Regions from separate parts of the Mus musculus genome. Here region 2 is linked to region 1. A link is a loop called in an ENCODE intact Hi-C map of the cell type or tissue named here. Cell type or tissue: heart. All regions are shown on one strand. Links, peaks and the distances in the headings refer to the core of each region. The heading gives the core; the rest is flanking DNA. Region 1 overlaps Grik5 (glutamate receptor, ionotropic, kainate 5 (gamma 2)). Region 2 has its middle 30 kb from the start of Mir7048.

Region 1 (8,000 bases), core at 1-8,000:
GCTCTGGATATTCTCTTGGGAAGCAGCTACAATAGGGAGAGAGGAGAAGCAGATGGCTCTGTTGGATGAGAGGAGGCGTAAACCTGGAAGACTTGGCCTGGTCTGCAGCATCAGTTATGGCAGGTGTGCTCCCAGATTGGATGTGCGTGGATGGAGTCAAGTGGCTGTGGGGTTGAGCTGGACCAGCCAAACGGGTGGTATATCCTGTTTCTACCATGCAGCGGTCAGATTGAGAAAGGAGAATTACATTTGGATGCCAGTGTTTGAAACTGAAAGGGAAGACTAGGGAATTCCATTTATGGCTGGGGCGTGAATTATTAAGCTCATCCCCTATCAAAGGCTGGCTGGGTGGTTTCCAGTATTCGCTGGCATGGCCGTTGCCCCTCTGAACTTGGCCTGTGGGTTTGTGGGAATGTCCCTGAGGGATGCATTCTGAGAAGTAGGAGGGCCAGGTCAAAGAGTAGGGATTGTCTTGAAGTATATACTGCCAAATGGCTGTTCAAAAAGGCTCTGCCGATTTCTATTCCCACAATGGAGGAGAATGTTGGGTTTCCTGAGCACTTGCCAACAGTGGATATTATCAAGCTGTGGGGGGAGGGGGTTCTGTGCCAATGAGGAAGGCCCAAAATAGTATCTGATTGTTTTAACCTAAACACTTACATAGCTGCAGGCCCCATGTAAATACACTATTTAGTATTTAAATAGATTTTTAAAAACTTTCTATATATATATATATATATATATATATATATATATATATATATATATATATATATGTGTGTGTGTATGTGTATATAGAGAGTATTTACCTGTATGTGTGTATGTGGTACCTGGTGCCTGTGAAGTTTGGATCCTCTGAAACTGGAGTTACAAATGGACAGGAGCTGTCATGTAGGTCCTGGGACTTGAACCTGTGTCCTCTCCAAGTGTAGCAGGTGCTCTCCTAACCTCTGAGCCATCTCTCTTTCTTCCATTCCACTGCTGCCTTCCTTTCATCCTCTCTGATCCTTCCTTTCTTTTAAGATGAGATCTTGCTATGTCGTCCATGTAAACTTCTATCCAGTCCCTGGGCTCAAGTGATTCTCTCGCCTCAGCCTCTGGAGCAGCACCCCCTCACACCCCCCACCCACAATTACAGCTGCCAGCCACCACAGTTAGCTTCTTTTCTTTCTTCTTTTTTGGTTTTTAGAGACAAGGTTTCTCTGTGTAGCCCTGACTGTCCTGGAACTCACTCTGTAGACCAGGCTGGCCTCGAACTCACAGAGATACACCTGGCTCTGCCTCCCAAGTGCTGGGGTTTAAAGTGTGTGCCACAACTCTCTAGCTTTTAATTAATTTTGAAGTAGAATGTCACATAGTCCAGGCTGGCCTGGGAACGTGCTGAAGATAGCTTTGAACTCCTGATCCTCTTATCTCCATGTCCTGAGAGCTGAGATTGTAGACATGAACCACCATTCCCGGCCCCTTATTTTTCCCAAGCAGATTCTCAGTATAGAATGATCAATTTGCCAGGCATGGTGACACACACCAGTAACCCAAGCAAAGCTGGCAGGTGGATCTCTGAGTTGGAGGTCAGCCTCGTCTCTGCAGCCAGTTCCAGAGCAGCCAGGACTGCGCAGTGAGAACAGCGAGAACCTGCCTTAGAAGAAGGAGAAGGAGAAAGAGAAAAGGAAAAAAAGACTAGATAAGGGCTAGAGATGTAGCTCAGTGGTAGAGCAAATTGCCTGTTGTATGTGAGGCTGTGAGTTCCATCACCAGCCAGAGAGAGAGAGAGAGAGAGAGAGAGAGAGGAGTGCCAGCCCTCTTAGTGGCTTCATTGTGTATTGTACAATTGCTTTTCAGAAGCCATTCCTGTCACTGTTTCTGTAAGCTGCCCCCCTGCTTTGCCTGCTGATATGATCACGTGGTGGACAGAGTCTAAGCCCAAAGTCAACCCAGAATGTGTCTGATAGGGTGATGGACCCACCTTGTTTTCCCAGTTCCTGGCTGGAGGGTTGAAGCTCACATATCTGGAAACTAGTAGAGTTCCAGGCTGGCGCACTGACCCAAGGAGCCAGGGCCACGGTGGTCACAAAAGCCTATTCCCTAGAATGCCCCATGTTTCCCTGCCTAATAACTCTAGAGCAGTTCTTCATCCTCCAGGGGAAATTGCGGAGATCAGAGCCACCGTCCACGGCTTGAAAAGAGCAGGGTACCTGTCCCACCCCCATCTCATTGCCTGCGTGCTACATGCAAAGGCAGGGGGATCCTGGAAAGTGGTTGTGGGTTTGACGAAGTGGGGACTGAACTGCAGTTGCCGTCCCAAACACCAGAGCCAATCAGCACAGCTGTGGGCCCACATGAGGGGCCTGGCAGCCATCTTCTCAGCCACACTGATTTCTAAAGCCCACCTGGAGCCCAGTGCACGCCCTCGAAGCCTTGCCTTGGGGCAGCATCGATGTTTCCGCTCTCTGCCCTGATACAGCTCCATAGAACTTGATCTCCAGGGTCCCATAGCCCAGTGCTGACTGCTACTTGGATGGTGATACACCAATGGTGTCCAAGGAGCCCAGCGTAGTTCATTAGTGAGATTAGCAGTAGTCCTTGCGTATGTCAGTCAAGACTAGTCTGGAGATAACAAATAACTGCTTAACTCACTAAAATTACAGCAGTTACATGGCGTGTGTGTGTATGTGTGTGTGTGTGTGTGTGTGTGTGTGTGTGTGTGTGTAGACTGGGTTCATCTTCCTCCCTCAGTCTTCCCAGTGCTAAGACTGCTGGGCATGTGCACTCATGCCTACCTGTGGTTATCTGAACAGAGAGAATTGTGTGTGTATGTACGGTGTATGTGTGTGTACACTGTTTTCATATATACATTTGCGTGTGCATGCAAAGCTCATGTGGAGGCCAGCAGTCAGTGTCTGGGATTCTCTTCTGCCCCCTCCACACTTTTACTGTATATATATGGATATATACATTTTTATAAATGTATCACCCGTGTGTGCTTGGTGCCCAGAGATGCCAGAAGAGGGCTTTGGATGCCCTGGAACTGGGATTACAGATGGTTGTGAGCTGTCATGTGGGTGCTGGGAATTGAACCTGGGTCATCTCTACCCACTGTCCCATCTCTCCCGCCCTCCACCTTATTTGGAGGTTCTTCACTGAACTTGCCAGCTAGATTGGCTGGCCAGTGAGCTCTAGGAATTCGCCTGTGTGTTCCCTGCCCACAGGTACTGAGGTTACAAGTGGCGACCTCTCCATGTCCAGCTCTTATGTGGGTTCTGGGCTTACACTTTACCCACTGAGCCATCTTCCCAGCTCTAGAAAGAGTTGCCAAGTAACCAGTCACAGCAGGGTCACTGAAATCCCAGCACTCACGTGGCTCAGGCAAGAGGATTACAAATGTAAGCCTACCTAGGCAACTGTGAGACTCTGTCCCAGAATAAAAAGGAAAGGGGGGCCAGCAAGATGGCTCAGTGAGGGAGTGAGGGAGATTCCTTGCCCCCAAATCTGAGCTTAATTTCTGGAACCCATGAGAGAGAGAGAGAGAGAGAGAGAGAGAGAGAGAGAGAGAGATCCTGCAGATTGTCTTCTGCTCACACATGAGCACCATGGCCTGCGTGTGCGCATACACACACACACACACACACACACACACACACACACACACACACACAGAGGAAAAGAAGTCTGGGGGGTGTAGCTCAGTGGTTGGTACAAGCACATGGCAACAGCTCCTGCTGAAGACCGCCGGATTCACAGGTAGCCGCTCATCCCAGAGTGCCAGTATTTGCTTGGCGCTGTTGACATTTGGCAGGTGTTTGGGATATCATGGCAGTTTTCACCACATTATATAGTGTGACTTCCACACACATGTCCACCAAAGGGCCCATCCAGCTTTGTGTTTGGAGGGAGGCTGGTCAGTCCCCTGAGCCCAACAATCTAGCAATTGGCAGAATGCCGGTGTCCTGTGTGGGGCTCTCTGTGGTGACTGGTCCTTTGAGACACCTCTTCTGGCTCTCCTGGCTCCTGGAGGGCCCCACGGAACACCCAACACCTGATCGTCTGTCTGTCTGTCTGTCTGTCTGTCTGTCTGAGGACTGTGTAGTCTGAGTGCCTGTCCAGACTTGACTTGTGGGTCATCTCTGCCTCAGTCAGATCCTTACCACGTCATCGACTTGCTAAGTGAGAGTAAAAGACCTCCGAGTCAGCAGTGGGGGGCTTCCCAGTAAACCATACAGGAGATATGTTTGACACTCAGCCCTTCTGTCACATGGACATGCAGTCACACAGCATGTAATCGAGGAGCCATGTTCCAGCTCTGCAAAGGCACTGGAGCTAGGCCTGGCTGCAGGGCCACTCTTGCCCACCCTTCCTCTCCGATGCTGTGCTGAAGGTGGCCACACCTCTAGTTCTGACAGCAACGGGGAAAGCTAGAGCTATTTATCAGAAACACAAAGATGCTGCAACTTGGCCCCCTTGAGGCTGACACTGGGCAAAGCCAGCCCTGCAGTTGTTGCTAGGTCAGAGCAAAGGAGAACCTGGAGGGAGGCAGGAGCAGTGGTTCTCAGCCTGTGGGTTGCTACTCTTTCAGGAGTTGAACGACCCTTTCACAGGGGTTGCCTAAGAGTATTGGGAAACTATGACATTTACATTACGATTCATTACAGTGGCAAAATTACAGTAGCAGCAAATTGATTTTATGGTTGAGGCTCACCACAACACAAGGGACTGTATTAAAGGGTCGCAGCATTAGGAAGGTTGAGAACCACTGCTCTAGAGCCCCCTAGGAGAGGAGCCTTGCAGAGCAATCCTTCCCTGGGGCTACAGCCTTAAAGCCTTTCCTATAGCACCCCCTACTGGTGGAGCCTGGTAGAGCATTTGGCAAAACAAAAGTGGGTTTCAGGCTGGCTTCCCTCCCTGAAGTTTGAGTTTGGACATATCAGAGGGACAATCACAAAGGGCTTCTTTTGACTTTGGAACATTCAGGTGACCCTTCCTCCATTATTTCTTTTGTTACTTTGTTATCAGTCAAAATAATAGGGTGTTTTGGTTTGGCTTTTTTTTTTTTTTTTTTTTTTTTTTTTTTTTTTTTTTTTGAGACAGGGTTTTTTTGTTTTTTGTAGCCCTGGCTGTCCTGGAACTCACTCTGTAGACCTCGAACTCAGAAATCCACCTGCCTCTACCTCCCAAGTGCTGGGATTAAAGGTGTGCACCACCACTGCCTGGCTTTTTAACACCCTCCTCCCTTTTTTGGAATAGGTTTGATTATAGTGTTTCCATACATAATTTACTTTATTGATCCCCTTCTTACCTCTTCAGTTCCTGCCCCACCCTTGTGTCCTTTTACTTCCAATAGTTCTTTCTCCCCTCATATTGTGTGTGTTCTATTACCCTACCTCTCCTCTTGCCCCCTTTTAAAGTCTTTCATCTCACCTATTATTTACTTTAGTTTTTTTTTCTCCTAGAACTGGGGGCTGAACATGGGGCTTCATACAATCTAGCTAGCCCGCTTTTCCTTTCCCCCATGGGCCCCTTTCTATACCCACACAATGGAATTTTATTCCACCATGAAGAAAACATTCGCCGCTCCACTCCTCAGGGCTCAGCATCTTATTGTTCTTTCATGAGGCTTTGCCCCACCTGCTTGGCCAACTAAGGGGGTTCAGTAAATATTTAAAGATCTGTTGGATGGATGAGCAGAATAGGCAGGTGATTGCAGTGTGGGGGTAGAGAGCGAGATGGTGGGGTGGGGGATGCAGGGGGAGGCTGGTGGCACAAGGTGGGAGATGTTTGAGGTAGGGTCTTACGGGAGCAGGCAGATGTGCTCAGGGCTTTATAAAGGCAGCTGAGAGTGTTGGTCAGTGGTTGAAGGATGAGTGTTATTGTGTCATTTAAGCAGGGGGTGGTGTGGTGACTGCAGCTTGGGGTCCCTCGGGCTGCCAGCTGAGTGGCCTGGGAGACAGAAGTGAACAGCATCTGAAGCAGAGGGCAATGGTGGCATTCCTAGGGTGTTTAGGGGCACAGTCAGGAAGGCCGAGTGTGATACAGCCAGGATGAGAGAGACACATGAGTGCCGACTGACCTCCAGGCTTCTCTCAGGGAGGGCTGAGGCAGACAGGTCTCAGAGCACTGCCGGGGCACAAGAAGACACTGAAGTCACTGCAGCTTCCCCAGAGCTGGAGAGATGGCTCGGCAGTTAAGAGCGCTCGCTGGCTGTTCCTGCCAAGGACCAGAGTTCTGTTCCCAGCACCCACATGGTGACTCAAGTTCCAGGGAACGCACATAGATACACACGGGCAGGTAAAATGCTCATACACATAGAATAAAGTCAGTGTGCACTCATTGCTGAGCTCCCTGCCGACAGAGGAGTCAGGCCCGGACTGACTTCAGAACCCCCAACTTTGGACGGTGGGAACAGCAGATGGGAAAACTCACATCGAGGGCAAGTGGTTCCAAATCCCAGAATCATCTACATCCATGTGTCCACCCTCTCCATGTTTCCATTTCTTCACATGTAAAGTGGTGGGTATGGAGGCCACTCTGCATAGAGCAAGGATCTGGGGATCAGACACACTGTTCTGGGGACCCCCCAGGATGGTGGCCATGTGGGGCAGTGACATGCTTGAGGAAGTGTTTAAACTTAGGTGGGTTCCAGCGTGGTACAGGGGAAGAAGACAGCTTGAAGGAAGGCCCAGGAGACAACAGTGGTGTTCCAAGCCCAGCCAAGGATTATGGGACGTGAGATACAGCAGTCCCTGCCCTGATCTGGCCTCTGTGCAGTTGTCACAGACAGATGACACAGCAGCCAGACCCAGCCTTTGAAGGTCTGTGGTTTGGTAATGGAGACACAGAAGTGAACAGACATTTTATAGTTTGAGCTGAGTGCTGAGGTCAAGGGATGTCTGGACTATCTGAGGGGCTTTGGATGAATGGCTGGGATCACCCCCAACCCTTCCCCCCCCTTTTTTTTTCTTGGTTTTTCGAGACAGGGTTTCTCTGTACATCCCTGGCTGTACTGGAACTCACTCTGTAGACCAGGCTGGCCTCGAACTCAGAAATCCCACCTGCCTCTGCCTCCCGAGTGCTGGGATTAAAGGCTTGTGCCACCACGTCCGGCTAACCCTTCCCTTTTTAAAGACAGAGTTTCATTATATAGCCTTGGTTGGCCTGGAACGAGATATGCAGACCAGGCTGGCCTCACACCTGCAGAGATCTACCCGCCTCAGCCCCCTGGGTGTCTGGATCAAAGGTGTGTGCCACTACACCTAGTCCATTAACACTTGGGAGAAAAGAGGACCCTGGGTGGGCTCTGTGGGGTGCTCTAGGGAGGCCTGACTCCTTGGCACTGAGGTTAGCCGTCCTTGAGCTTGAGTTTGGTTTCTGCCTTCGGTGGTGAGGAGGAACTGGGGAGGAGCAAGTGCAGAGGCTTGCGGTAGAATTGAGAGCAAAGGGCAGGCCCCACAGGCCTGTGCAGGCAGGCGTGCCAGCAAGGCAGGTGTCTGGCTCTCAGAGGCCATTGAGTGGTATAGAAAATAGCCATATGGATAATATATGTTTGTTTGTTTTTAAGGTTTATTTAATGTATGTGAGTATTTTGCCTGCGTGAAAATATATGTACCATATGGGTGCCTGTTGTCTATAGAAGTCAGAAGAGAGCATTAGATTTCCTGAAACAGCAGAGACAGATGTTTGTGAGATGCCATGTTGATGCTGGGAGCTAAACCCTAGTCCTCTGGAAGAACTTATAGTGCTTATAACCACTGAGCCATCTCTCCAGCCTCCCTTTGGCTTATGTGTGGGGAATGGATGTAAACTTTGTGAGAGATGGAGGGAGGGTGACAATTTTGGAATTTTCGATTCTTTAAAAAAAAACAGAAATATTATAGCAGATAATTTCTGTGAATGCGTGACATTGGGGATTCTGGGGACTTTTCAGAGCGTATATAACTGGTAGGGTCCCAAGAGGGCTCGGTGGGTTGTTGGTTGTTGTTGGTCACAGTTTGTTAAATAGTCATGCT
Region 2 (9,954 bases), core at 1,013-9,012, 160 kb before region 1:
CATGGTGGTGACTTAGAGAGAAGCCGGGGAGAGTTGTGATCAACGAGCGAGCTCGAGCAGAGGTGGATGCTGGAAAGGCAGAAACAATGGATGTCTTGGACAGCCCGTTTCTCCTCACCGCCGGTCCTCCTCCTCCGTACGGCTCACATGGAAGGAGCTAATAACCCCATGCCCAATGCCTATAATATTTAGTTCATATTTAGCCTTTAATTCTCCCTACCAATCCTCTCTGTCAAAATATTTCCTTCCTTGGCTTTTGCATAAGGAACCGACCTAAAAGTCTCATTTCTACCCCCTAAACACTTATCTCATAGTGCCTAGAGGCTGTGGTCTCTTCCAAAGTCTTTCGGTGCTGGGGGCTACCACCGATCTGTAACTAACAGGGGAGGGGAGAGAAGGGACACACACAGTCCAACCTACACACACACCACGAAATAAACATGCTACTATTTTTTAAAAGACTGTGGCCTCGGTTTATGAGCGTGTGTGTGTATATGTGTGTGTATGTGTGTGAGTGTGTATGTGTGTATGTATGTGTGTGTATGTGTATCTGTATGTATGTGTGTGTATGTATGTGTGTGTATGTGTGCGTATGTATGTGTGTGTGTGTATGTATGTATGTGTGTGTATGTGAGTGTGTATGTGTGTATGTGAGTGTGTGTGTATGTGTGTGAGTATGTATGTTTGTGTATGTATGTGTGTATGTATGCATGTGTATGTATGTATGTATGTATGTGTATGTATGTATGTGTGTGTATGCATGTGTGTGTATGTATGTGTATGTATGTATGTATGTGTGTGTATGTGAGTGTGTATGTGTGTGTATGTATGTGTATATGTGTGTGTGTGTATGTGTGTGTGTGTGTACATACACTCACATGGATGTCAGAGGATAACTTACAGGAGCTGGTTCCCTCCTTCCACCATATGAACCCTAGGGATTGAACATAGGTTGTCAGACCTGGTGACAGGCACCTTTATCCACTGAGCTGTCTCACCAGCCCATCTTGCTTTCCTCATCCCTTCTTTTGTTTCTCCTTTCTTCCCTCTTCCTTCCTTCCACAGGGGCTTGCTATATAGCTCAGAATGGCCTTGAACTTTTCATTATCCTACGTCAACCTCCTGAGTGCTAGGCACCACCACGCCCGTCTCCCATAATCAGCCTGTCTCCCTCTCTCCTCCTTCCTCCCCTCTCCGCACCAGGGACTGATGTCTCCCAGGTTGGCCTAGGTCCTCCTGTGTAGTTGAGGATGACCTTGAACTTCTGACTCTACCGCCTCCACCTCCCAAGTGCTGAGATGACCCGCGTGTGCTACCATGCCCTGTTTATGGGGAGATCAAACCCCGGGAGGGCGTTGTGCAAGCTGGGCAAGCTCCCCGCCGACAGAAGCACATCCTCAGCCTGCCCTAGTTCTCTTTTCAGATTTGTGTATTTATTGTGCGTGTGAGTAGTTTGCCTGCATATGCATGCGTGTGCCTTATGTGCATGCCTGGTGTCTGTGGAGGCCAGAAGAGGGTGTTGGGTCCCCTTGAACTTCGCATAGATAGTTGTAAACCACCATGTGGATGTAGCAAGCGCTTTTAACCCTGAGCCATCTCTTCAGGCCCATGTTCTACATATTTTCTTCTTGAAAAGCATCATCAACTTCCAGGATTTCACCTATTAACTTTATGCTTCTTATTGTTTCTTGAGACAGGGAAGTGGTTCTCAACTTTCCTCATGCAGGGACCCTCATACAGTTCCTCATGCTGTTGTGAAGCCCCCCCCCCAATTATTTCATTGATACTTTATAACTCTAATGTTGCTACTGTTGTGAATTGTAATGTGTATATATTGTATATATTTGTGTTTTCTGCTGTGGTTGACACTGGTGATGGCGGTTGCAAGAGCAAACTGATTTTTGTTTTGTTTTTTTTTAAGACAGGGTTTTCTGTGTAGCCCTGGCTGTCCTGGAACTCACTCTGTAGACCAGGCTGGCCTTGAACTCAGAAATCTGCCTGCCTCTGCCTCCCAAGTGCCAGGATTAAAGGCATATGCCACCACTGCCCAGCTCAAACTGATCTTTCTTGCTTCTACTTTTGTCCCTTCAAATATATCTTCTCCAAAAAAAATTACATTTCCTGGACTAGGTCCTACAGGGTTCCAGGCTGGTACAGGCCTGTTGTCCAAGCTCCCTGACAAGTTAACACAGGAAGATTGCAAGTTCAAGGACTGCCTGCCCTACAGAGTGAGTTCAAGACCAGCCTTGGAAATTCAGTGAGACTGTCTTAAAATATGTAAAAAGAGGGCTGGGGGGGGGGGAGCATAGCTCAGTGGTAGAGCCCCCAGCCCAGAATGTGTGGGTTTTTAGACTCAATCACAGATACCATATTTTAAAAGTAATAATAATAAAACCGGGGCTCGAGAGATAGCTCAGCAATTAAGAGCACTGACTGCTCTTCTAGAGGTCCTGAGTTCAATTCCCAGCAATCACATGGTGGCTCACAACCATCTGTAATGGGATCCGATGCCCTCTTCCGGTGTGTCTAAAGAGAGCTACAGTGTACTCATATATATTAAGTAAGTAAGTAAGTAAATAAATAAATAAATAAAATCTTAAAAAAAAAAATACAAGACCAAACCTCAGTGACTCCTCTCTTCTACTTTCCAATGATATTTAATGTTTGAGCCCCAGGCAGTCTCTTCAGCATCTTTCTCTTACTGTTGACTCTTCAATAACCCCTTCCACAGGGAGACAAACAACTAATCCTCACATGAACGCCGGTCATGGCGTTCTCTCTAATTTTAATGCCTTTCTCCTTGTTGTTAGAAGACTTTTCCCTTTTAAAACTCAGCAGGAAAACCTGCTGGGTTGGGGGTGGCGCACGCCTTTAATCCCAACACTCAGGAGGCAGAGGCAGGCGGGAGTTTGAGACCAGCTTGGTCTGCAGAGCTGGTTTCAGGACAGCCAGGGCTACACAAAGAAACTCTGTCTTGAAAAAAACCCAACTGAATCCAAACCAAAAGACCTCAAGGAAATTCTCCAGGTTAGTTTTGCATGCCAGGGGACTCTACTGTTGTGATTGAAGAAAAAACAAGTTACATATGATTTCACGAGGGTCCTGGGAATTGATCAGGCCATGGTGTGTGTGTGGGGGTGGGGTGGGAGGCAAGCTCCCTTATTTGCTCTGACATCTTGCCAACTCTGTGGTTGGGATTTCTGTATGCATTTCTCTCTCTTACTGGATTGTGAATCCTTGACAAAAAGAAGCAGAGGTGGGCTCTCCCAAGTTGTTCTCTGACTACCATACTCTTGCCGCCCAATAAATAAAGAATAATAATGAATATAAAATATAAAATAGACAAACCTTTTGAAAAAGAAATTATCTTCCCACGTCCCCCGAAGGTGTGAAGATGTTCACACCTGCCCGACCCTCCCTTTCCTTTTTGTTGTCTTGTTTTGTTTTGTTTTGTTTTGTTTTGTTTTGTTTTGTTTTGTTTTGAGACAGGGTCTCACCGTGTTGCTTTGGCTGGCCTGGAACAGGCTAAGTAGATCATCAGGCTATCCTTGAACTCATAAAGCTCTGCCTGTCTCTGTTTCCTGAGTGCTGGAACTAACGGTGAGGGCCATGTCCACTCCCACCTCTGTGTTTGAGATGCTCTCATTAAAGTGCCTAGACAGGCTTTGAACTTCCGGTCTCCTTGCCTCAGCCTTCAAGGAAGCTGGGATTACAGGCCTGAGCCACCATGCCCCAGGGTCTCACTATGTAGCTCAGGCTGGCCTTGAATCTCCACCTACTCATTTCTGCCTTCTCAGTGGTAGAGTACAGGCACGTGTCGACTCACACAGCTAAAGTTCATTTTACTATTAAGGAAGGCGGTTGGGGAATTGGCTGGAACTTTGAGCCTGACTGGATGTGAGGAGGAGAAACAGGTCAAGGATGGGGGTCGTTTATCTGAATTAACTTGACTAGGGGGGTGGAGGGGGCAGGAACCCGTGTCTGGGTGTGCTGCATGCACCGATTTGAGATGTTAATTTGGAATTGCTTTCAAGAGGGGCTTTGGGAGGGAGTGCTAAACTGTAGACAAATTTAGGATTGCCGCCGTGGAGATAGCAGATGTGGGGTGGGGGGTGGGGACGGGATGATTCAAGCTTGCACGGAACTGAGAAATCAGGCCTTCTTGGCTGCTGAGAGCGTACTTTTGAATATGATTGCGGTTGTATGCTGCAAAGAAGGGAAGCCAGGTAGGGTTGAAAAGCTCATGTTGGATTTAAGATGTGGGCTGGCCTGGAGCCTGAGAAGGCGCGTGATGGGAGTGGTCTGGCCTGGGCTCCTGAAGGGTCAGGCTGGGCTTGGCCACGGAGTTGTTGGTAATGCATCACTCTGGCCACCAGGGGGCAGCAGCCACATGGACTCCAGAGCGTTGACTGTGATCAGCAAGCCTGGCTGATGTGGTCAGAGACTTAGGGAGCTCCGACGCAGTTGAGGCTACTTGGTAGTTGGATAGCTTTCCCAAGTGAAGGGAGCTGAAAGATGGCAGGGGACTCTTTTCGGACAGTTCCCATTCCTGTCTTAGAGAATCCCCATGGACCATTGGGGATGTAGATAGCTTATTTGACACCATGTCTCAGTAGCCCTGGGGTTGTGTCTTCACTGTCTCTTGGTTTGTTTAAATTGGGGAGGGGGAAGGAGTTGTTTGTTGCTTGTTTGTTTGTTTGTTTGTTTGTTTTGAAACGTTCTCACTGTGTAGCTTTGGCTGGTCTTGGAACTCTCTATGTAGACCAGGCTGGCCTTGAACTCACAGAGATCCAACTGTCTCTGCTTCTCCAATTAAAAGGTTACACCACCACATCTTTCTACATAAATATTAATTAATAGTTACTATTAATCAATATTAATATTATCAGTACAAGGTCTGTCTATGTAGCCCAGGAAAACCTCATATGTTCCATCCCCCTGCCTCAGCCTCCCAGGGATTGTAGGCAAGTCCCACACCCAATTTGTTTGTTTTGTTTTCCTTCCTGTCTTTTTTTTTTTTTAATTAAATGTTTACAAAATTCTATGTGTATGGGTGTTTTGCCTGCATATGTGTGTATCACATTTGGCCTGGTGCCTGCAGAGACCAGAAGAGGTTGCCAGATCCCCTGGAACTGGAGTTACAGATGGTTTTGAGCCACCACATGGGGGGCTGGGAATCAAACCTGGGTCTTCTGGAAGAGCCAGAGCTCTTAGCTGATGAGCTGACTCTCCAGCCCCTCCTTCCTGAATTTTCTTTGATACCATCTCACATAGCCCGAACTGGCCTTGAACTTACTACGTGGTCAAGGTGGTCAAGGATATTTTAAGACAGCCTCTCTCTTTTTAGCGTCCCCCTTCTAGTGCACAGAGAAAGCTCAGGGCCCTGTGAATGCAAACCAAGCGCTTCCCCTGTGGGATTTACTTTATTTATTTGTTTCCTTGAATCTTGTTTTCTCCCATTTATCATTGCATTATTATTTCCAACTATGTGTTTGTGTGTTGTTATATGTACACAATATGTGGGGGTAACTGGAGACCAGAGGAGCTGTTGGACCCCCTGGAGCTAGAATTCCATGGAGTTGTGACCTGCTTGGGGTGGGTGCTGGGGATCGAACTCAGATCCTCTGCAAAGGCAATGCACTTTTTGCAGCATTTCCCTTCAGCCATTTCCCCACATTTTATTTTATTTCCTGGACTAATTTATGATCCTTCTGCTTTAACTTCCTAAGCAGCTTGGATCATAGGCCTGAACCTCCTGCCTCTGCCCACCAAGTGCTGGGATTGCGGTGCCCTCCACCATGTCTGGCAAGTGTTCTTGTTGACTGGGGAACACTCCTCATCTTTCTCCCTCTTGATCATGTCTTATCTCAGGCGTCATCTCTTTCCAGAAGCCTCCAGCACACAGTATGGTTTTTATGCACCCAATGTCACCAAGTTTAAAATTAATGCTTTTTTTTGTTTTTAACTTATGGGGTCTACAAATGCATGGCATGCCTGAGGATATTGGGGGACAGTGTGCAGGTATGGGTTCTCTCCTGCCACCATGCAAATCCTGAGACTCACACTCAGGCTGTCAGTATCTTTACCCACCGAGCCTTCTCACTAGCCCCAAACTCTCCAATTAAAAAAAAATTACTTAATACATGTAACACATAGACAGAAAGAATTATTTAATGTATGGAGAGAGAAAGATAGAGAGTGGAGTAGAGGGATGGAAACTCATAGCCTGGCCTTGAACTCACGTCGAGCAGTCTGCCTCTGCCTTCCCAGTGCTGGGGGTATGCAATGCCACAGAAGACCCTAACTCACTGATTTTAATTTGTTTGAGATAGGTATAGTATGATGTACACACACACACACACACACACACACACACACACACACACACACAGAGAGAGAGAGAGAGAGAGAGAGAGAGAGAGAGAGAGAGAGAGAGAGCAGTGTAACCACCACAGTTGTGATCCAAAACGTTTCCACGAGCCTGGGACTCTCAGCGTCCCATTGCTCTGGGTCCTGTCCCTCCACTCTGGCCTTCTGCAGCAGTTGACCATAGTGCTAGTGCCTAGAAAACGTATGAACATAGCTTGACAGTATGCAATCCTACACACAGCTACCCTCAGGTTTTTGCTTTGTTTGTTTGCTTGCTTGCTTGTTTGTGATAGGGACTTGATATGTAGCCCAGGCTGTCCTCAAATTCACGGCAACCTTGTCTCTGATTTACAAGTGCTGGAATTACAGCTGTGTGCCACTGCATCTGGCTTGTTCTCTTGGACAGAACACTGTAGAACAGGCTGGCCTGGAACCTTAGGTAGTTAAACATGCATACCCACCCTTAAGGTACAAACATACACACACACACACACACACACACACACACACACACACACTCAAACACACACACACACACACCCCAACACTCACACACACATACACACTCACACACACACACACCCCACACACACACATTTGGAGAGGCAGAGTGTGTGTAAAAATAGAAAGGAAGGGCGGGAAGAAGAAAGGAAAGAAAGGCTGCCAGAATGGTTCACCAGGTAAAGGTGCTTGCTGCCAAGTCTGACAGCCTGAGTTCAATTCCTGGCATCTACTTGTTGGAAAAGAGAGCTGTGTCCTGAAAGTTGTCCCCTCTCTCTTTCTCTCTCTCTCTCTCTCTCTCACACACACACACACTCTCTCTCTCTCACACACACACTCACACACACACACAAGCCTGAAAAGAAAAGAACATAGCTTGCAGAATATTGCACATTATATTCTAGAGGACAACTTTTTATTTTATTTTATGTGTTTAAATGATTTGCCCGCATGTACGTCTGTGCACCATGTGTGTGCCTAGTGCTTGAGGAGGCAAGAGGAGGGCACTGGATCCCCTGGGACTGGAGTTACAAATGGTCATGAGCCACCATGTGGAAGCTGAGAATAGAACCCAAGGTCTCTGGAAGAACAGCCAGTGCCACGGAGCCATCTCTTCACCCCCGGAGGATGACTTCTGTGGGTTGCTTCTGGGAACCAAATTCAGATCACCCAACTTTTACAGCGATCTCCTTTGCCTGCTGAGTCAGCTCAGCTGCCTAGGATACTGCTATTTTTCCATGTGCTCCTGAAATATGAACATACAGAGTAAGGAGTGTCCAGAGAGTATGCTCACTCAGGCACATGTGTGGCCCTTTGAGCATATGATACTTCTGGAAATGGGGCTTTCTCAGAAGCATGGGGCACCCTCATTTCCTGTGTCTGTCGTGGCCAGCATGCCTCGTACATCCTTGTGTGTTCTGGGATCATAACTCAGGGCAAGGAGACTCCTAGAAGTCATTGAGGATGAGTGGTATCCAGCGCTTGCTTGACTCTCCTGTGCAATCTTCTGTTGTAGCTGAGGAACACTGCTTAATGTGAACATTCTAGATAATCAAGAGATATTGGACCCTAGGGACATGACTCAGCAGACAAGAGCACTGGCTGCTTTTCCAGAGGACATAGGTTCAATTCCCAGAAACCACATGGCAGTTCATAATGTCTGTGACTCAAGTTCCAGGGAATCCAGTGCCCTCACACAGACGTATATGCAGGCCAAACACCAATGGACATACTAAGCCACACATGTGGCCTGCGCCTGTAATCCCAGCACTCGGGGGATTGGGGCAAGAGGGTTGAGGCGAATTTAAGGCTAGTCTACTACTTTAAGGCTGCACTACTGTGTGAACCCATATCAGACAACTCACAGCTGTCTATAACTCTAGCTCATGGGGATCCAAGGTCTTCTTATGGCCTCCAAGGGCTTTCACATCACATGTGCATGTGCACATGCACACATGTGCACACACACACACATACACACACACACCTAAATAATAACAAATCATTCAGGGTCCTGGTGGTGCATGCCTTTAATCCCAGTGTTCGGGCCGAAGAGGCAGGCAGTTCTCTGAGTTCAAGGCCATCCTGGACTACAGACTGAGTTCCAAGACAGCCAGGGCTACACAGAGAAACCCTGTCTTGAAAAACAACAACAAAGGTCTGGAGAGATGGCTCAGTGGTTAAGGGCAATAACTGCTCTTCCAGAGGCCTGGGGTTCAAATCCCAGCACACACATGGCAGCTCACAACTGTCTGTAACCCCCAGATCTGACACCCTCACACAGACATACATTAAGGCAAAATACCAATACACATAAAGATAAATTTTTAAAAAATTCTTAAAACAAAAACCTCACGGGCTAAGATGGCTGGGTTGATAAAATGCTAGACTTGCAAGCACAGGATTCCAGATATGATCCTCCAACCTCGGTGGAAAAGCCCGGTGCTGAGGAGTGTGGCATATTGTAACCCCAGCATCAGGGAGATGCTGCATCCCTGGGACTCAGCCACCATCCAGCCTGGCTTAACTGGGGACCTTCAGGACAAGGAGAGACATTGTCACAGATGAACAGCTCTCAAAAGACACAGGAAACTGACCTCTGTCCTCCATGTGCACATATGCACACGTACCCTCACATACCTATGTACCTACAGATAAACAAACACACACACTCAACGATTTTTAGACACTAACACTCTCCCAAAGAGATTATGTACAATAAATACACACTGTCCAGAAAGCGAATAGTGCATAGCATGTGTCTCTCGACATCTCTTCGGTCCTTAGCTCCAGGGCTAATGTGCTGAGCACCCTCGTGCTGTATATGTGATTATCAGGACTTGCTTATTCTTGGGGAGGAGATCTTTACCCTAGGTGTTCTGGAGATGCCAAGGGTCAGCGGATGCAAACACACCCTTGCACCCTTCTGTGTCTTGAAAAGTCCCTCTGGAAGCTACAGGTGATCTCGTGTGTCTGTGTGCAAAGTACTCGGGAATCATTGGGACATATTTATGTGGAGTAAGGTGATTGTTTTATTTATTTAGTTTTTTTTTATTTAAAAGAATTTAAATTTTTTAGATTAAACGATTGTTTATTGTTTTGTGTGTGTGTGTGTGTGTGTGTGTTCTGTGTGTGAGTGAAGGTCAGGACAACTTTTGTGAGTCCATCTTCTACTTTGTGAATTCTGTGGGTTAAACAGGTGACAAGGCTTGGCAGCACTCTTCTTTAACAGATAAGCCATCTTGCTAGCCCCTATGTGGATCAGACTGGCCTCAAATTTATGGTGATTCTCTGCTCTCCAAAAATTCTGGGATTACCAATAACTCCTGTTAATTCTGGGCCTGGAACCCAGGGCTTTGTGCAAACTATATTCCCACTCCCTGTGGTATTTTTCCTTTTTGTTTTATTTGTTTGGGCTTTTTTGTTTTGTTTTGTTTGAGACAGGGTATCATGTAGCCCAGGCAGATCTTGATCTTGCAATGTAACCGGGGCTGGCTTTGAACTCCCGACTGCTCTGCTTACACTTCACAAAGTGCTGGCATTGCAGGAGTGCACATTACACCTAACTTACGAGGAGGCTCCATG

Evidence for each region. Hi-C counts contacts between places; a loop is a spot of excess contacts. Peaks named below come from ENCODE experiments on the same cell type or tissue, not always from the same donor. Only the 100,000 strongest peaks of a DNase experiment are listed, where the experiment ranks them.
Region 2: a loop joins it to region 1, with 3 times the contacts of the local background. A loop is called at or near these places in 7 of 42 quality-filtered maps.

What each region holds. Positions count from the first base shown.
Region 1 is chr7:25,027,092-25,035,091 of GRCm38, reverse strand. The region is part of intron 12 of Grik5 (glutamate receptor, ionotropic, kainate 5 (gamma 2)); the gene reads left to right. Among named protein-coding and RNA genes, the nearest start is that of Atp1a3, 25 kb to the right of the region's middle. In heart, for the core only: a CTCF peak has its summit at 4,840 (motif pointing left); a DNase peak (open chromatin) is centred at 4,811.
Region 2 is chr7:25,182,282-25,192,235 of GRCm38, reverse strand. No RefSeq gene overlaps it. Among named protein-coding and RNA genes, the nearest start is that of Mir7048, 30 kb to the left of the region's middle. In heart, for the core only: no CTCF peak of the experiment used is centred there; a DNase peak (open chromatin) is centred at 4,365; H3K27me3 peaks cover 3,746 bases.